4 separate regions of the Homo sapiens genome follow, and all the other regions are linked to region 4. The links are chromatin contacts, found by Hi-C or POLR2A ChIA-PET in ENCODE. All regions are on one chromosome and are shown on one strand. Each heading gives the region's core, a stretch centred on a gene start or an enhancer-like site at or near the end of the contact. The rest is flanking DNA. Distances are from core to core; before and after follow the strand shown.

The links. A loop is a pair of places that touch in the nucleus more often than their neighbours do. ChIA-PET counts read pairs that join two places held with the same protein, here RNA polymerase II (POLR2A). Pooled maps may share reads with other maps.
Region 1: a pooled map shows a loop between it and region 4 (8-fold over the local background). The contact joins two enhancer-like sites. A Hi-C loop is called at or near these places in 7 of 50 pooled maps. POLR2A ChIA-PET finds 5 or more read pairs at or near these places in 2 of 52 experiments (OCI-LY7 and activated T-cell).
Region 2: a pooled map shows a loop between it and region 4 (2.7-fold over the local background). The contact joins two enhancer-like sites. A Hi-C loop is called at or near these places in 2 of 168 maps with a recorded cell type or tissue (CD4-positive, alpha-beta memory T cell and naive thymus-derived CD4-positive, alpha-beta T cell) and 10 of 50 pooled maps. POLR2A ChIA-PET finds 5 or more read pairs at or near these places in 1 of 52 experiments (activated CD4-positive, alpha-beta memory T cell).
Region 3: a loop to region 4 is called in a pooled map, with 5 times the contacts of the local background. The contact joins two enhancer-like sites. A Hi-C loop is called at or near these places in 1 of 168 maps with a recorded cell type or tissue (naive thymus-derived CD4-positive, alpha-beta T cell), 2 of 37 single-sample maps with no recorded cell type and 6 of 50 pooled maps. POLR2A ChIA-PET finds 5 or more read pairs at or near these places in 1 of 52 experiments (OCI-LY7).

The regions. Positions count from the first base shown.
Region 1 is chr14:89,700,133-89,703,894 of GRCh38, reverse strand. No RefSeq gene overlaps it. Among named protein-coding and RNA genes, the nearest start is that of FOXN3-AS2, 130 kb to the right of the region's middle. RefSeq lists a silencer at 2,171-2,230. Within about 2 kb of position 1,959, at least 26 of the 41 ENCODE cell types and tissues checked have a DNase peak (open chromatin) inside an H3K27ac peak, as active enhancers do.
Region 2 is chr14:89,717,331-89,721,568 of GRCh38, reverse strand. No RefSeq gene overlaps it. Among named protein-coding and RNA genes, the nearest start is that of FOXN3-AS2, 140 kb to the right of the region's middle. Within about 2 kb of position 1,413, at least 14 of the 41 ENCODE cell types and tissues checked have a DNase peak (open chromatin) inside an H3K27ac peak, as active enhancers do.
Region 3 is chr14:89,679,027-89,682,994 of GRCh38, reverse strand. No RefSeq gene overlaps it. Among named protein-coding and RNA genes, the nearest start is that of FOXN3-AS2, 100 kb to the right of the region's middle. Within about 2 kb of position 1,839, at least 8 of the 41 ENCODE cell types and tissues checked have a DNase peak (open chromatin) inside an H3K27ac peak, as active enhancers do.
Region 4 is chr14:89,163,461-89,167,812 of GRCh38, reverse strand. The region is part of intron 5 of FOXN3 (forkhead box N3); the gene reads left to right. Among named protein-coding and RNA genes, the nearest start is that of FOXN3-AS3, 180 kb to the left of the region's middle. RefSeq lists enhancers at 2,267-2,396, 2,597-2,646, 1,891-2,822. Within about 2 kb of position 2,497, at least 9 of the 41 ENCODE cell types and tissues checked have a DNase peak (open chromatin) inside an H3K27ac peak, as active enhancers do.

The DNA.
Region 1 (3,762 bases), core at 710-3,209, 540 kb before region 4:
AAGTTTCCTGAGGCTTCCCCAGCCATGCTGAACTGTGAGTCAATTAAACCTCTTCATAAATTACCCAGTCTCAGGTTAGCACCATGAGAAGGAACTAATACAGATGATGAATATGTTATTGTCTTAGGACCAGCTGCAGCAGCAAGGGCTATCTATGGTCTGTCTTTTTTGAATAAGCTGTGACATGATGAAGTGAAACTGACGTGAGAAGCATGTTGATATCGTTTGGATTTGTGTCCACACCCAAATCCCATGTGGATTTGTAATCCCCAGTGTTGGAGGTGGGGGCCTGGTGGGAGGTAACTGGATTATGGGAATAGATTTCCCCTTTGGTGCTGTTCTCATGAGTGAGTTATGGCAAGATCTGGTTGCTTAAAAGTGTGTAGCATCTCCCCTTCTCTTCCTTGGTCCTGCCCTGGCCATGTAGGATGTACCTGCTTCTCTTTCACTTCCCACCATGATTGAAGGTTTCTTGAGATCTCCCCAGAAGCTAAGCAGAGGCCACCATACTTCCTGTACAGCCTGCAGAGCCATGAGCCAATTAAACCTCTTTTCTCTGTAAATTTTGCAGCCTCAGGTATTTCTTTATAGCAGCCTGAGAACGAACTAATGCACATGTGGATCTAAGTGGTGCAGGGGGTGGACTGTCATGGGTGTTGTTGGTGCTCTGCCCAGATCCCTTCATATCCCCCTTTCCAGTTCATTGCCCCTAGCCCCAGCTTCTAAGTGGTTTACTCCTAAAGGTTCATACCCCTTCCTTCAGAGAACTTCCTTCCCTTAATCTATAGGAGCCACTTCACTGCAGAAGAGGTATTAAGCACCTAGACTCACTTAACGCGTCTAAATTAAGTGCCTAGACTCACCCAGACTCACCTCAGAACCAGAAGTGCTAGGTATTTTTGTCCCCCCACCCTTTCCAGGAAAGACTATAGCCAGTGACTAATTGGTGCAGGGTTATGAAAACCCCAGCTCCCTTGCCTCAAGTTGGGATAAATTCTAATTTATGCTCCAGAACTAGCTGGGGATCTTGCTGGGGCTGGAACTTCACCTTAAATTGCTCCCTTGCTTGGCTGCTTCTTTCCTATTCTGCTTCCCTTTCTAGTTTCTCCTGGAAGCTCTTCCTTAATAAATTGCTTGCACGCAAATCCTTGGCAACCCAAGACAGTTCCCTAGTAGAAAATACACTCTCGAGCTTCAAGTCAGTGACAAGGAAATAAAGAAAAAAAAAAAAAAAAAAAAACACTTAGTGAACAGCTATGGTTTACAAGAAAAAAAAAAAAAAATGTTAAAGCCCAGAATGGAGTACCTACCATGAGTCAATTGTCTTTGGTTTGGATTTTCATTTCCTAAGAATTTGATGATCATAAGTGGTTATTCTGGTAGTACATTACAGAGTGGGACATCTGTAAATTATCAATGATACATCAACATAAACCGTATGCCCCAGATTTTTTGGACAACCTTGATTTCAAGTTTTTAATCCCCTTGTCAGACCATGTTCCAGACAGTGTGTCCTGGCTGGTGTGGGTGTTTGGACAGCAAAGGGGGATGCTGGGCTAGCCAAGAGGCAGCTGAGAGGACGAACTTGAGCATTATAAAAAGGCAGACACTTGAAGTTAATAAGCACAACTGGACTTCAAGTCCTGGCTCCACCCCAACCAGCTGTAGGCCACATTTTATTCCTGTTAAAATGAAGTTCCCAGCTCCCACCTCACAGGATTGAAAATGAGGTGATGTATACAAAACGCTTAGCATTGCTCCTGGATTTCGTGAAGTTCAAGAGATGGTTCCTTTGGAGGGGAAGAAGAGTGGGTGAAGAACCCTCCAGTGGAGTTTGGGGACTTCATTGTCCTAATAGAGCCGGCAGGGGATGGGGGACCAGAGGTCGAGAGCCCACGTTGAAGCGTTGCATTCATCTAAATTTGCTGAGCGCCGTCTCCCTCCCAGGGCGCGGGACTCAATACTTGTACGCCAAGGGGGAAAAGGCCGTCAACTCGACCTGGAAGGGACGGCGCAACGCAGAATGAGCCGCGAGGCCCCGGGCCACCACGTGGCTTCCCGATGGCCTCCCCCGACCCTCCCCCACTCCGGCCCCGCAGGGGAAGTAGGTGAAGGGTGGAAGCCGAGAGACCGCGCCGCGGAGGCGGCCCGCCGCCGGTTTCCTAGCAACGCCCGCCCCGCCCCGCCCCGCTGGCGCGCCGGCGCCGGGAAGCGGGGGGGGGGCGGACCGCCGTTGCCATGGCAGCGCGGCGGCCGCGCCCGACGCCGCCGGCGCCTGCGGGAAACGCGGGCCAGGGGCCCAGAGTGGGCTGCCAGGTGGCGTCCCTGCCTAGCTCCCACTCCGGGATGGACCAGACCTCGCGCCCGGGGGTGTCAGTGGAGAAACCGAGTCGCCCCGAAAGGTGGCAGGGCCGCAAGGCCGGTCGGCCCCACTCACTCCCCCGCCGACTGGGGCGACTGAGAGCTTGGAGACTTTCCAGTTTGTCTGGTGGGGTCTGAGTTGGTCTTCGGGGCCGGAGTAGGCCAAGGGAATTTTTTTGATTTTGGAATCTCTTCGGACCTTTTTTCCACACCTAGTCAAGACTGCACGCGTGTGCACACACGCATACGCACGTCTGCAGCCTGATGTCCCATCCTTTTACCCTAGGTGTTGTCACCTGAAGGTTCTTTAATCTCGGAAAGAGAATATGCAAAAGATAGCAGCTGCCAAAAGCTGCCTTTTAAAACGACTTTGAAAATCAGTGTTATTTCCCGAGGGCCATTTAAACGGAAAACCTCCGTGCCTGGAAGGGTGTTCTAGATTCTGGACTCAAATTTGCATTATTCTAAATCACTTTTTGCAGTGAGCTGCGATTGGAGAATTCAGTTGTGGAGTATTAAATTTAACCGTACACCCATTTAGCTAGTGTAATGATCGCTTGGCCAAAAGACCCACTCACAAAGACAAAGCCACACGCTTCTCAGTCGTTCTCTGGCTTGAGTGTTTTTAATAGAGGCGGAGTCAGTCACATGTTTGTGAGTTTAATCAAATTGACAAGGGCTCTGAGCGAGAAAAGCTTACTGTCTAATTCGAAGGCAACATTAGGTACATAGAGATGCATTCTCTTTGGACTTATTTGAATCAGAGCTTTTCAAATGGAATCCTCTCCTGCACATATTTTTCTCGATCTGCTGCAACTGGAAAATTTAAATCAAAATCTTATTTCTTATATTCATTTTGATGGTAAATGTGCTGGTAAATGTGTCTGCGCTGAGATTCTGCATTTTCTTGATCAACAAGGAAATGCGCAGCAATCACTGTGAATTGAGCACCTTGCTGATTGAGCAACACTTAAACCTAGAGGCATGAACGACCATAATCTTGGGATGAGAATCCCCTGTAGTATATTTCAAAAGCATATTCACAGCTAACCTTTTTCCACTCCAAAGGATCATTCACTTGGAACTTTTTTATTCTTCATCTTGCCAGACTATTTAATTTCTTCTAAAACCACTTTGACACACTTTTTAGTTTGAAAACGTGATTGTGTTTGGACAAGTGATCATATAAAATTAATTTATACACACACACACACACACACACACATATACACAATGTCCTCTTAATCTTAGATCATTTTTTCCCAGTATCAAAACAGAACCTTTAATTTGCATGGTGGAGGGTAGAAGATAAATTCAGAAAGCTAAACCAAAAGTCTGAACAGAATAGTTTTATGTTTAGCACTATGGAGGGAAAAAAACGATGAAACTGTGTATACCTAA
Region 2 (4,238 bases), core at 164-2,663, 550 kb before region 4:
GTCGGGCTCCAGACCATCCTCCTAATTAATACATGCCAGGTCCCATGAGTTGACAAGCTTTCAATACAAAGAAATAAATGATATAAGCCAGGATGAAAAGCAGAACAAAATAAAGATAGCAGGGGGTGTTTGGAGTGAACAACATCATGAAACGGGCCAATTTCAGAGACTTTTTGGAAAAGCGGAAACCTGATGTGTTAATTAGGAGTCTATTTCCATAATAAGACTGCTCAGAGGAAGGTAATAGAAGAAACAAAGGGGCAGTGGCAGGGACTGGTCAGGCAGGATGGAAGTTACAGCTTAAGGAGAGGGGAGAGGGCTTATTATTGTCTGTTGTCTTCTGTATCTCTGGGGTCTGCTGGCTCCATAAGACAGGGGGCTGCCCCTTCTTTGTTTTGTAAAGCACCGTGAATAAAGAGCTTCGGGTATAAATAACAATGTGGTTTCTGGCCCCAAGACCCGATTCAACAGGAAGTACTGCAGCCTTACCAGCTCCAGCTGGTGGTAGATTTTGACTTTTCAGGGCATACTCTATTCAGAGGAACTGTCTGCTGCTGAGATGAGCCAATATAGTGGTTCAAAACAAGAGGAAGTGTGGCAAGGAAGTGAGGTGCCAATGCACCCGCAGTGAGGGAAGGGCACTTGTGAAGCCGGAAGCCTTCATCTGGCCTCAAGCAGCTAGGTTTGGGGGATTCGAGCAAGGGTGCTGGAATCAGGTAGATGTGGGATCTAACCCCCAGCTCTGCCGCCTGCTGGCTCTGTGGTTAGGCCTTCCAACTGGTATGCTGAGCTGAGAAAAGACAGTGTATCTTCTCCACTACTGCCAGATTGATTTTTCAAAAGCACAGCTTTGAGCATCTCTTCCTGCTGTTTGGAGATGGCAGTGGCTCCCAACTGCCTAGCAGAAGCCAGTCCACTGTGGGGTTGGCCAAGTTCTGCACTTCAGGGACTTTGACTGAGAGGGTGAACCCTCCTAAACCTCGTGTTCTTCTTCATGAAGCAAGGATGATAATAGGCACTGTATTGTTGGGCCACTGTGAAAGTTAAAGGAGATAATTCACGTAAAGCATGTGGCACATCATAAGTGCCCCACTAACAAGAATCTTCACGACTGGTTAAGAAACTGCTTGAGTGCAAAGCCCCATTCTTCCTTTACCAGATGTGACCTTGGGTACATTTCTTAATTTCCCCATTGTATTAGTCCGTTCTCACATTGCTGCAAAGACACTACCCCAGAATGGGTAATTTATAAAGGAAAGAGGCTTAATTGACTCAAGTTCAGTGTGGCTGGGGAGGCCTCAGGAAACTCACAACCATGGAGGAAGGGGAAGCAAACACGGCAGGAAGGAGAATGAAAGCCAAGCAAAAGGGGTTTCCCCTTATAAAACCATCAGATCTCGTGAGACTTATTCACTACCACGAGAACAGTTGGGGGAAACCACCCCCATGATTCAATTATCTCCCACCAGGTCCCTCCCACCACAAATGGGAATTACGGGAGCTACAATTCAAGATGAGATTTGGATATGGACACAGCGAGACCTTATCACCCATCCTCAAACGCTCACCTGTAAAACAAGGTTGTTGAGAGGATTCGATGAACTGATGTATCTAAAGCATCTTGACCAGTACTTAGTGCTCAATAATTTTAGTTTTATGACATCATCATCATCATTATCACTGCTTCCTCCATCACCATCATGATGATCATTTAGATCTGGGAGAAAAAAAAGAAATAAATTGGGAATATACTTATTGAAATGAGTCCCTGAAGTTGCTCTGGGGGTCTAGGAGTGGAGAAGGGGGCTGAACGCCTCCATCCCTCCTCTCCACAGATACTTCTGGTAGGGCCTGGGGTAGTTGGGACCAGTGAGGGCTTCAGGGACTGGGTGTGCCTGTTGCATCTGGCTGTTTTCTCCTGGCTTCTGGATCTAATGCTGGGCACCTGTTCAACCCAGGCCAACTGGAAGGTGGGGGTCAATCTTGCTGAATGAGACTATGGTGGTTGTGGTTGTTAGATAGAGGACACGTGCTTCCTCTTTCTGCTGTCATGAGAGTCCCTCAGGGAAAGTTCATGACGAGGTGAAATGTTACTCTGGTCTCCTGTTTTTCTTTTTCTTTTTTTTTTTTTTTTGGAGATGGAGTTTTGCTTTTGTCGCCCAGGCTGGAGTGCAATGGCGCAATCTCGGCTCATAGCAACCTCCGCCTCCCGGGTTCAAGCCATTCTCCTGCCTCAGCCTCCGGAGTAGTTGGGATTACAGGCATGTGCCACCACGCCCGGCTAATTTTGTATTTTTAGTAGAGACGGGGTTTCTCCACGTTGGTCAGGCTGGTCTCGAACTCTGGACCTCAGATGATCCGCCCACCTCGGCCTCCCAAAGTGCTGGGATTACAGCATGAGCCACCGCGCCTCGCCTGTCTCCTGTTTTTCTATCTGAAGGTAATGACCACTTCACCCATTTTGTGTGATGTTGGCAAGGCTGCCAACAGTGTGACCCCACCCCATTGCTGCGATATAATGCAACCCAAGCAAAGTGAATCAAAATCATTATAGGGAGTTTGCTTGAGAGCTAAGGGTAGGGGTAGGGGTGGAGGGAAGTGTCCTTCTCCCTTGCCCTAGGATGCAGAGATCTAAAGAACACAGGAGGCTGAAGATGCCAGACAGGGGTCCTTGCAGCCGTGTTGGAGAGATTGGAGAGATTCTGCTTGAGAGTGAAGTCAATCAAAGTCAAAAGACAGAGCCCTCTTATCATTGTTTGAGCCACTTGATACAGCTATGCCTGAAGGTGGTCACCCCCAGACTTCCCAGGTACATGAACCAATTAACTCCATAAAGCTGATTGAGTTGGATTTTTGTCACTTGTACTAATGAGTACAGTGCCTTTATTTGCAACTGTGAGAAATTTGCTTCATATGCTTTAAACTCATTTGTGTTAGGAATAATTAGGTTTTTTAAATTTGTGGAGGGGCTATCTAGGAGTGGGGAATAGAAAACTGAGATGCAACAGAAGGCAGAGAAGAAGCTGATGCTTTGCACTGAAGCCTTGGAAAAGATCAAGGAAGCTGAGAGCTGGTAGCCAAGGGCCATGGAACAGCCAGCTGTGTTGATGGAAGGGAAGAAACAGGGTCACCTGTGGGAGGAGCAGGCAGCACAGGCAAAGACATTAGGCTATAGTGTTTATGGATAAGGACCTATATAACCTTCTATGTGGTGGCACAAATTTGGCAAATCACTACTCAGCTATATTAAGCCAATTCGATAAAAATTACTCAAAGCATCTCAATCAAAAAGGCAATGTCAACTTGGAGTCACACAGCCCTGGGCTTAGGGCCAGCTTTGGGACAATCTAGTTGAGTGACATTAAGAGAATTATTTGACATCTCTGATCCTCAGTTCCATTTCTGCACCATAGGGATAATAATGCCTTCCTCACATAATAGGTGATGATGGTACTGTTTTATTCAAGCTCTTCCACACCTCTGGGACCACAATAGAAAAATGAGAAGCAAGACAACCAACAACTCCATTCCAAAAAGTACAAAGCACATGCAATATGTGCACGAAGAATCAGACATAGAAGGAAAAACAGGGCCAGGCACAGGGGCTCGCACCTGTAATCCCAACACTTTGGGAGGCTGAGGGGGGTGGTTCACTTGAGTCCAGGAGTTCAAAACCAGCCTGGGCAACATAGGGAGACCCCATCTCTACAAAAAAAATTCAAAAATTTAGCTGGACATGGTGGTGCACGCCAGGAGTCCCAGCTACTATGGTAGCTGAGGCGGGAGGATTGCTTGAGCCTGGGAGGTGGAGGCTGCAGTGAGCTGTTATTGCAACTACTGCATTCCAACCTGGGTGACAGAGCAAGACACTGTCCCCTCCCCCCGAAAAAGAAGAAAAAACATTTTAGCATGTGTGTTATCTATGATTTAGAAGCACATTTTTAAAACCATAGGGAAGGCAAATCCTGAAAACTGTTCAGGTAGTAAAAGCTGGAAAATGGAAAAATATCCAGTACTATATATTACTAGTTTTCAATCTATATATATTGTTGGTAATATTTTTATTTAGTTTGCTATCTTTGTGCTTTTATTTTAGTAACAAATGTCTTTAAGTTATTTATGAGTCCTTTTTCCATAGGCATTATGGTTTTTTATCATCTATTAGCTGCTTCAGGGCTCTAGCTAGCAAGTTTTTGTTGCTGTTGTTGTTGTTTTGAGACAGACTCACTCTGTCACCC
Region 3 (3,968 bases), core at 590-3,089, 520 kb before region 4:
CATTTTCCTCCCTCATGTTCAGCGACCTGTGATGCCCCCATTGCTGTGAGGATGAGATTGCCAACATCTTCTGAAGAGAAGCCTTTCAAAGGAGCTTCTAACTTCTGAGGCCACCAAGATGCTGTTGATGGTCACAATGGCAGACATACATTGTCCCCTCGTATGTCTTCTTTGATCCGACTTCTGGTTGGACTGTCCAGCTGCTTAAAACACTATATTAGTGCCATGTCCATATGGACTCCAAAAATAACCCAAAGAGAGAAGGAAACCATTCTACCAGCAAGGGAACCATGAGACCTTGGGTACTGGATACCCAATGGACAGGCTACTGATGGAAAGATTTTGTCCATTTGGGCCTCTTCCCTTAAGACTCAGGGATGTGGCCAAAAGCCAGGTAGTCTCAATCTGTCTCATCTACTCTGACCTGAAGCACTGAATTGGCAATGATCTTATATGTCTCATTTCCCTCACAATTTCTGCTTCCCAAAAGTCACATCAACTTCTACCAGGCGTACCCCACAGAGACCTCCAGGCATTCTGAGACAAGGCCTCTCCTAAGGACATTTTTCAGGTTTCATGACACACTATCATAACACTTAATACACTCAGTGTATCAACCCTAGATTTTATTTTATTTTATTATTTATTAATTTTTGGAGACAGAGTCTCTGTTCCCCAGGCTGGAGTGCAGTGGCATGATCATAGCTCACTGCAGCCTCAAACTCCTGGACTCAAGTGATCTTCCTGCTCCAGCCTCCCAAGTAGCTGGGACTACAGATGTGCACCACCACGCCTGGCTAATTTTTAAAAACTTTATTTAAAGACAGAGTCTCACTATGTTGTACAGGCTGGTCTCAAACTCCTGGCTGGCCTCAAGCCATCCTCTCGCCTTGGCCTCCCAAAGTGCTGGGATTACAGGCGTGAGCCACCACGCCCAGCCTGTTTGCTAGATTTTAAATTCCTTTAAGAAAGTTCTCATGTCTTGTTTATCATTGTGTCTCTCTTTCTCACTTGCCGTGGTCTCCCATCCCCCAGTACCTAGCCCAGGCTTGCACATTCTAGTTGCTTAATAAATATTTGTTGTATGGATTGGCAAATCCACAGTTGAGAAGTTATTAAGGGAGAACAGGTTCAGCAGTGATCCAGAGTCCCCACAGAAACGCAAGAGGGAGAGTGGGAAAAGGGGAAGGCAGGGAGCAAAGGCCAGGGCTGAGGAGACGCCTCTTCTTCTACTTGACAGCTGTGTCTGTCTGAATGTTTTTCTCATTCTTCTTGTTCCTAGGGATGAAAAGGAAGGAAGGAAGTGGTAGATTTGTGCCTTACAGGGCTTCTGCAAAAATTGATACTTTCTGTTTCCAAATTATTTCCTTTCTATTTTTGTGTAGGTCTTACAAAGAGAAAAGGAAGTAAAGAGGAGAGAAATAACCTGAAACTTACAGCTGAGGAGAGGTCAGTGTGAATTAGCCTCATATGTTGGCCAGATTTTTGGACTACCTAATGTCATTCCACTTTCCCAATGTCAGGGAGCAAAGCTTTTACTCCACTCATAGAGCCACATATTTTTCCTTAGGCTGAATATTTAAAAAAAATAAATTTGTCTGGAATGGTAGCTATTTTTTGAGTTTTATGTTTGCATGCACAGTCATTCTGTTCTAGTAGACACAGTTTACCACCATTATGCAATAAGTCTTTCACTTCTTCAGAAACATATAGTCTATTTTTACAGTTCCCACTCTCTGCGGTGAATGCAAAAGTCCCAGAAGGAGCGTGCAGAGAAAGCAAGGATTTATGTACCAGCCACGCTCCCTCTCAGGGGTTCACAGTGTGCTTCCTACGTGGTGGTTTTGCAGGTGACGTGGGTGGTGGAAACTTCCTTAACTTATGCTCGATCTGAGTCTTCTCATCAGAACATGACCTTTGTCTCCTTAACCCAGAAGATGCCAATGAAGTGGGTATCCTCCAAGTGAAGGCTTGGAGGTTTGGAAGAAAAAATGAATTTCTTCCTCCCTTCACTTTTTTTTTTTTTTTTAATGTTGAAAACAAACCCTTTTTTTCCCACTGGCTGCAGCAGTTGCCCTCAATGAGATGCCTTGGTGACAGCTTCAGAAGCCAAGCCTACCTCTGAGAAATGGGCAAAAAAAAAAAAAAAAAATACATTTTCAACCTTGAGTGTATTTGAATTATTGTGTTGCTTTTTTTAAAGCTCCTTGAGAAACTGAAGACCAGAAATTAAAATAATGAAATCTGAGTCCTGTCCAGGCTTAGCCATCCTTCTGATTTACAGGGGCTGCTTATACCTTAATCTATGCCTTATGGCTCTCCATCTGAAAAAAGGTGCTGGATTTCAAGGTGGGTAGTGATCTGACATAAATTTTCAAGCACAATACTGTTCTTTTTCTGGCTGGGGCTGGAAGGAGGACATATATATTGGAAGCAGGACTAAAAATTTGACCCGTGTTTCTCACAGAATTCCAGAGCACCTTCTCAACACTGTCATAATCCTATCTACCCAAGGGAGAAGGTTTGAGGGAAATAGAGACTGTGCTTGAGATTCAGATTTACAGCTCATGGTTTCAAATATTTGGGTGTGTTGTCCTCTCTGCCTATACAACACGTTGGGCATTTGTTATGCATTTTCCTGGCATTCTAACCCTCAGTGTAGATGAAGAGATTGCATTATGAAATTTGTCTTATGAGCTGTGCAAAATTGAGCTGCGTTTGTAGCTTGCCCATCTCTTTTGATTCCCTATACTCTTCTGCCTTCTCCAGCACCTGATTCAGAATACAGTCCTCCCACCTCAACCTCCGAAGTAGCTGTGTGTTACCTTATGGCACATCTCAGTTCAGACTACCCACATTTCGAGGGTTAAATACCAGCATGTGTCCAGTGGCTACCTGGATGGACAGCATAAATATAGAACATTTTGATCACTATAGATAGAAAGTTCTATTGGACATGATCTAGCCCAGTGATACCTAATAAGAATATAGTGTGTGCCACACATGTAATTTTTTTTTTTCTTTTGAGACGAGGTGTCACTCTGTTGCCCAGGCTGGAGTGCAGTGGCACAGTCTCAACTCACTGCAGCCTTAACCTTCTGGGCTCAAGTGACCCTCCCACCTAACCTCCCAAGTAGCTGGGACTATAGGCGCATGCCACCGTGCCTGGCTAATTTTTGTATTTTTTTTTGTAGATATGGGGTTTTCCTATGTTGCCCAGAGCTGTGCACATGTAATTTAAAATTTTCTAGGAGCCACATTAAAAACTAGTGAAGAGAGGCCAGGCGAGGTGGCTCATGCCTGTAATCCCAGCACTTTGGGAGGCCAAGATGAGTGGGTCACTTGAGGTCAGGAGTTCGAGACCAGCCTGGCCAACATGGTGAAACCCCGTCTCTACTAAAAATACAAAAAATTAGCCAGATGTGGCGGCGTCCACCTGTAATCCCAGCTACTCAGGAGGCTGAAGTAGGAGGATCGCTTGAACCTGGGAGGCAGAAGTTGCAGTGAGCCGAGATTGTGCCACTGCACTCCAGCCTGGGCAACAGAGGAAGACTCCATCTCAAAAAAAAAAAAAAGTAGAGATAACAAGTGAAATTAATTTTCATAATGTATATTATTTAATAATTAATATATACAAAAGATGATCATTTCAACAGGTAATCAATACGAACATGTTAATATGATATTTTACATTCTTTTTTTTTTCTTAAGTCTTGGAAATCCAGTGTGTATTTTACCTTACAGCATATCTCAATTCAGACTACCTGCATTTCAAGGGTTACGTAGCAGCATGTGTCTAGCGGCATGAACAAAGAACATTTTGATTCCTGTTGGACAGCACATATCTATCCCATTCATGAGAATTTTTACATAGAAATTTGTCTTTCTGAAGAAGGCATCACCTGTCATCTTAACTTTCCAAAGAGCCTTAGGCAGTATCTTTCTAGTCAGCAGAATAACAAGAAAGC
Region 4 (4,352 bases), core at 1,248-3,747:
TCGTTGCCTAGTTGCCTGATTGCTCACACTGCAGGTTACTTTAAAATGTTTTATTTGTGTGTATGTCTCTATGGGTCTCTGAATATCCCTTATTTTCTAGTGAACTCAGCAATGCCTTTAAAACAAGTTACTGTACTTGATCTAGGATCTTTTATATTATAGTCAGAAGAGAACCTTCCAAATGTCTTTCTACCACTTGGCTGGAGGTGGAAGTCTTTGGTCATCTCTTCTCTTCCATGTCTACTTGCAGTTGATTTTCAAAAGAAGCTTTGAACTTGCTCCAGTCCCCTGCTTCTACAATCCCATTAATCCCATCTACTTTTCACATTTGGCAAAAGATCAGAGTCCTCAACTAAATCCCTGGGGAGGACAACTACCCTACATGATATCCTTTAGAATTAGAGCCATTAGTTCCAGAGAGACTCCTAGTGCACCAGGTAAGAGGCAGAGATGACACATGCTCATTATACTGTAGTGGAACCCCTAATTAATTGGTTAAACAAATGAACAAACAAACAAAAAATGGCAGATGGCCATGTCGTAAACCTACACCTTGACTTGTTAGCTGAAAGCCTGCTCATTCTGGGTTTGAACTAATGTGATTTCTCTTTTTATGTTTGATATTTTCCAACTATTTGACAAGAGAATGAGTACCAGGTTTTATCTGAGATGAATAGCACGTGGTTTTGTTGAGCCACATGCTTTAAACTTTTAGAGGCCCAGTAAAATCAGGTGGCTCTGATTTATGCTAATTGCAATATCGTTACACATAAATTCAGCTAAAACTGAAAAATTGCAGGCATTTCGGATGTATCACATGTTCACTTTAATGAATGATTTTTAAGAAAGTGGTTAGAAATTCACCTTCCAACATGTTCAGAATGGCTGGTTTCTTTTAAGCATTTGTTGTCCTGTAATGGCAATCCCTGCGGCGGGAAACATTTGACACCAAGTCAGTGCAGCTGGCTTGCACCATCGTGAATAACATTGCACCAAGTTATTAATAATTGAAGGAGCTTTTCACTTCCTGCTGAGTTTTGTGTGTAACTTATGGATTACATAATCCCAAGCTAAAATCTCAGGGAAGGTTAATTTCATCAAATGAGAAAGAGAGACATTTATATTTTAATTCTCACTCCCTGAAGTTATGTCTGTGTACCTGTTTTCATCCAGAAATATTATCAGTGGATGTATTGGTTTTCTGTCTTCATCACAGTAAACTTCCTTCTTCAGGAGTGACAGGGAGATATTTTGAATTCCTGCTTGAACCATCTTTGAGACTGTCCGGGCCACCCCACTCAACAACCATGGGGCTCTCTGAGCTTCTGTTTTTCTGTGAAATGGGTTAAGTAGGCCAGTGTTCCAATAGGGACTTGGGTCATGGACTCTGTTGGCATGCAGTCTGATTCTAGGTGGTACCGGAAACTCTGCCCCACACAGCATCAAATCAGGGGCTGTGGAATCATTCTCTTTTCTATTCTCCCTTTAATCCATGGGATCTCTTTAAGAAGAAAGTTTCCATTTGGATCCCCCTCTTTAATGCTGCTAATCTCCCTGTTTAAGAAAGAAAGAGACATTCTCAGGCTCGAAACCATTCCTCTTATGATAGTGTGGAGCTCACGTTTAACATCATTGCTTTGGTTCTAGAGTATTTCTCCCCCTCCCTAAAACTTTGATTTAAAAAATGTTCAAACTTAGGAAAAAAGGGAAAGAAAAGCACAATGAATAGCACAGACCCTTCACCTAGATTCACCAGGAATCAGCACTGTGGAGCACTTGCTTTATTTCTCACTCTCCCACTCGTGATTCTCCCCATCTGTGTTCAGAGAGGGATCATGTTCTGCTTAACTGTGGTAGTGACGTGAGTTGTAAGCCCCAAGTTATTTTTTAAAAGAAACATTCAGAACTGAATCCATTTATTAAAAGCTAAATATAGCCCACTTTACTCTTTCAAGTATACTTAGATTTACTATGAAACTGTTTGATGTTAGTTCAGTGGGTGAATTATTTTTGTATTTTACAGTAGTTCCCTCAAATGGCAAAAATTAAAAGGACCATACAACGAGACTTTCATTTTCGTTTGCTCTAATAACTATTAATAGCTAGCTGTATGATTAATTACATTTACCAAGTTTCACATTTGGTGACACCTCAAAGTAATCTTATCCCAGCCATCTTTATGCACCCAAGACACAGCCAAGAAATAGGAAGTCTGCAGAAAACAGATACGGAGGAGGCCAAACCCCAAAGCTCAGGGGCTGTGTTCACAGGCAAGCCCTGGAGGAACTCCTCTTGAAGGGCCTGTTTCCTCTGACTTGGTGCTGGGTTCCCATACGCCTCCCGATCCAGAATAGAAAGAGAAAACAAGACTGCTCAGAGTGAACAAGTCACAGCAGCAGGAAGTCGCAGGAATCGGACCACAAGTAAAAAACATGATCAGGCACCACAAACAGCCTTGCTCTGTGCTCAGGACAGTTCATTTAATCCTCACGCAGCCCCACAAGGTAGATGAGGAAGCTGAGTCTTCAAGAAGTAAAACAGCCTGCTCAAAGTCACCAGTAAGCAACACTGGGATATGAGCACAGGCGTGTGTGGCTTGCAAGCCAGGCTCTGTCTGTAAGGATTTAGGGGAGGTGGTGTGTATCTGGGATCACGGAGCACAGGACACAAGCTGGGACCCTTCTGGGTCTCACTGGGACTTCCGTGTACAAATGCACACATTGTAAGTGTTGGGGTTCATCAGGAGGCTCTCGGACATCTAGCAAAGGCTGAGTTTTGATAATGACCCTCATACATTTTGCTGGTGGACACGACAGTACGGAGTCTCTCCCCCAGCCTAAATTTAGCAAAATACCACCGGCCCTGGGGCCCCAGGAGAGCAGCTCCTTCGCCTCACTCCCTACTGCACCCTTTTCATTAGGGACTCTTTCCCTTCCCCTTTCACTTTCTATGTGGGATGCAGCTGAAGTCTCCCTGAGCCTCAAGGCCCATGAGGGTGACAGGAGAAAAGCCAGGGTAGAGATTGTCACTACTGTTATCTCACTGGTGGTCCTGACCCCACAGCCCTTCTACCAGTGCCGTATCCTCAGCGTGTGCCCGGTGAGTCATGGTGGTGGAGACCCACAGTCATTTCCCAAGCTTCATGCTCTCAGCCACGTGATTCCACCTGTGCCGCACTTCCTCAGTTTATCTGCTGTGTCCACCGTGCTGACACGGCGATAGCCACTGGGGGCCTAGCAGTAACCACACCCTGTCTCATGGAGCTAGCTCTCTAATGGGACACATGACCACACAGTTCATAATGATGGTGGGGAGTGCCCTCTATGGAGGGGATGTAAGAGTACTTACAGTTGGGGTCATCTAGGCAGGAAAAGTATGGTCATGTTCCCCAGAACTCTTAGAAATGGATCACGAGGTAGATGAGCTTACAGGAAACCGGGCCAGCATGGTGCCATAGAACAGTTCCCATCCCTGCCAAATTCTTCAGCCCTTGTGTCCAAGGTCAGATGCCTTGTCTTCCACAAAACATTCCCTGGCGTCCACCCTTCGTCCCCTTCAGCTACAAGTGACCCTCCTCTCCTGCAAGTATTCATCCTTCTGAAGGCTGGGCGCCAGGCACTAACAGACAGGCAGCTGCCTCCCAGACATAAGGAGCATGGGTCCTAACCAGGAATAAGCTTCACAGCCATTGCTGTCAGGCCAAGCCGTGGTCCAGGCACCTGCAGGCATTAATTCGTGTCCTCAGCCCCACACCCACGGGGAGCAGGTGTAGTTACTATTCCCACTTTCGCGATAAGGAAGCACAAGGAAAGTACATCGCTCAGATGTAAAGACACAAAGAAATAATCAGAGGTGTGATGAGTGCTACAGACGCCTTATAGGCATGGGTAGCAGGGACCTTGTTATAGGGAAATCACAAAGGAGGGTCGGTCTGGTGATGTAGCTAAGACCTCAAGTCTGAGAGTCAGACTTTGATTCCAGTCCCTGCTCCGCAAGTGATCAGTTGTGTGACTTTAAGTACATCACTGAACTTCTCCAGGCTTCACTTCGAGCCACTGTAAAATAAGGATGCTAATATCCACCTTACGGAGTTAAACATGGTCCTCTGCACAGACTTAGCAGAGCGCCTGGCAGGTGTTGAGTTCGGGAAGTCGTAGTTTATTGCCCTCTGGTCTGTGATGCGACCCTGGCTTGCCTCTCTGTTAGGCTGCAACATCGCTGTGGCAGTGTCTATATCCGATCCAACCCCGTGTCCCTCCCCCAGAACCCTCCCTAAGGTCATGCATTTCTGTTAGGCGCTCAGTGAGTATTTGTAGATTGCATGAACGAGGGAGGGAATGCATGAGTGAGTA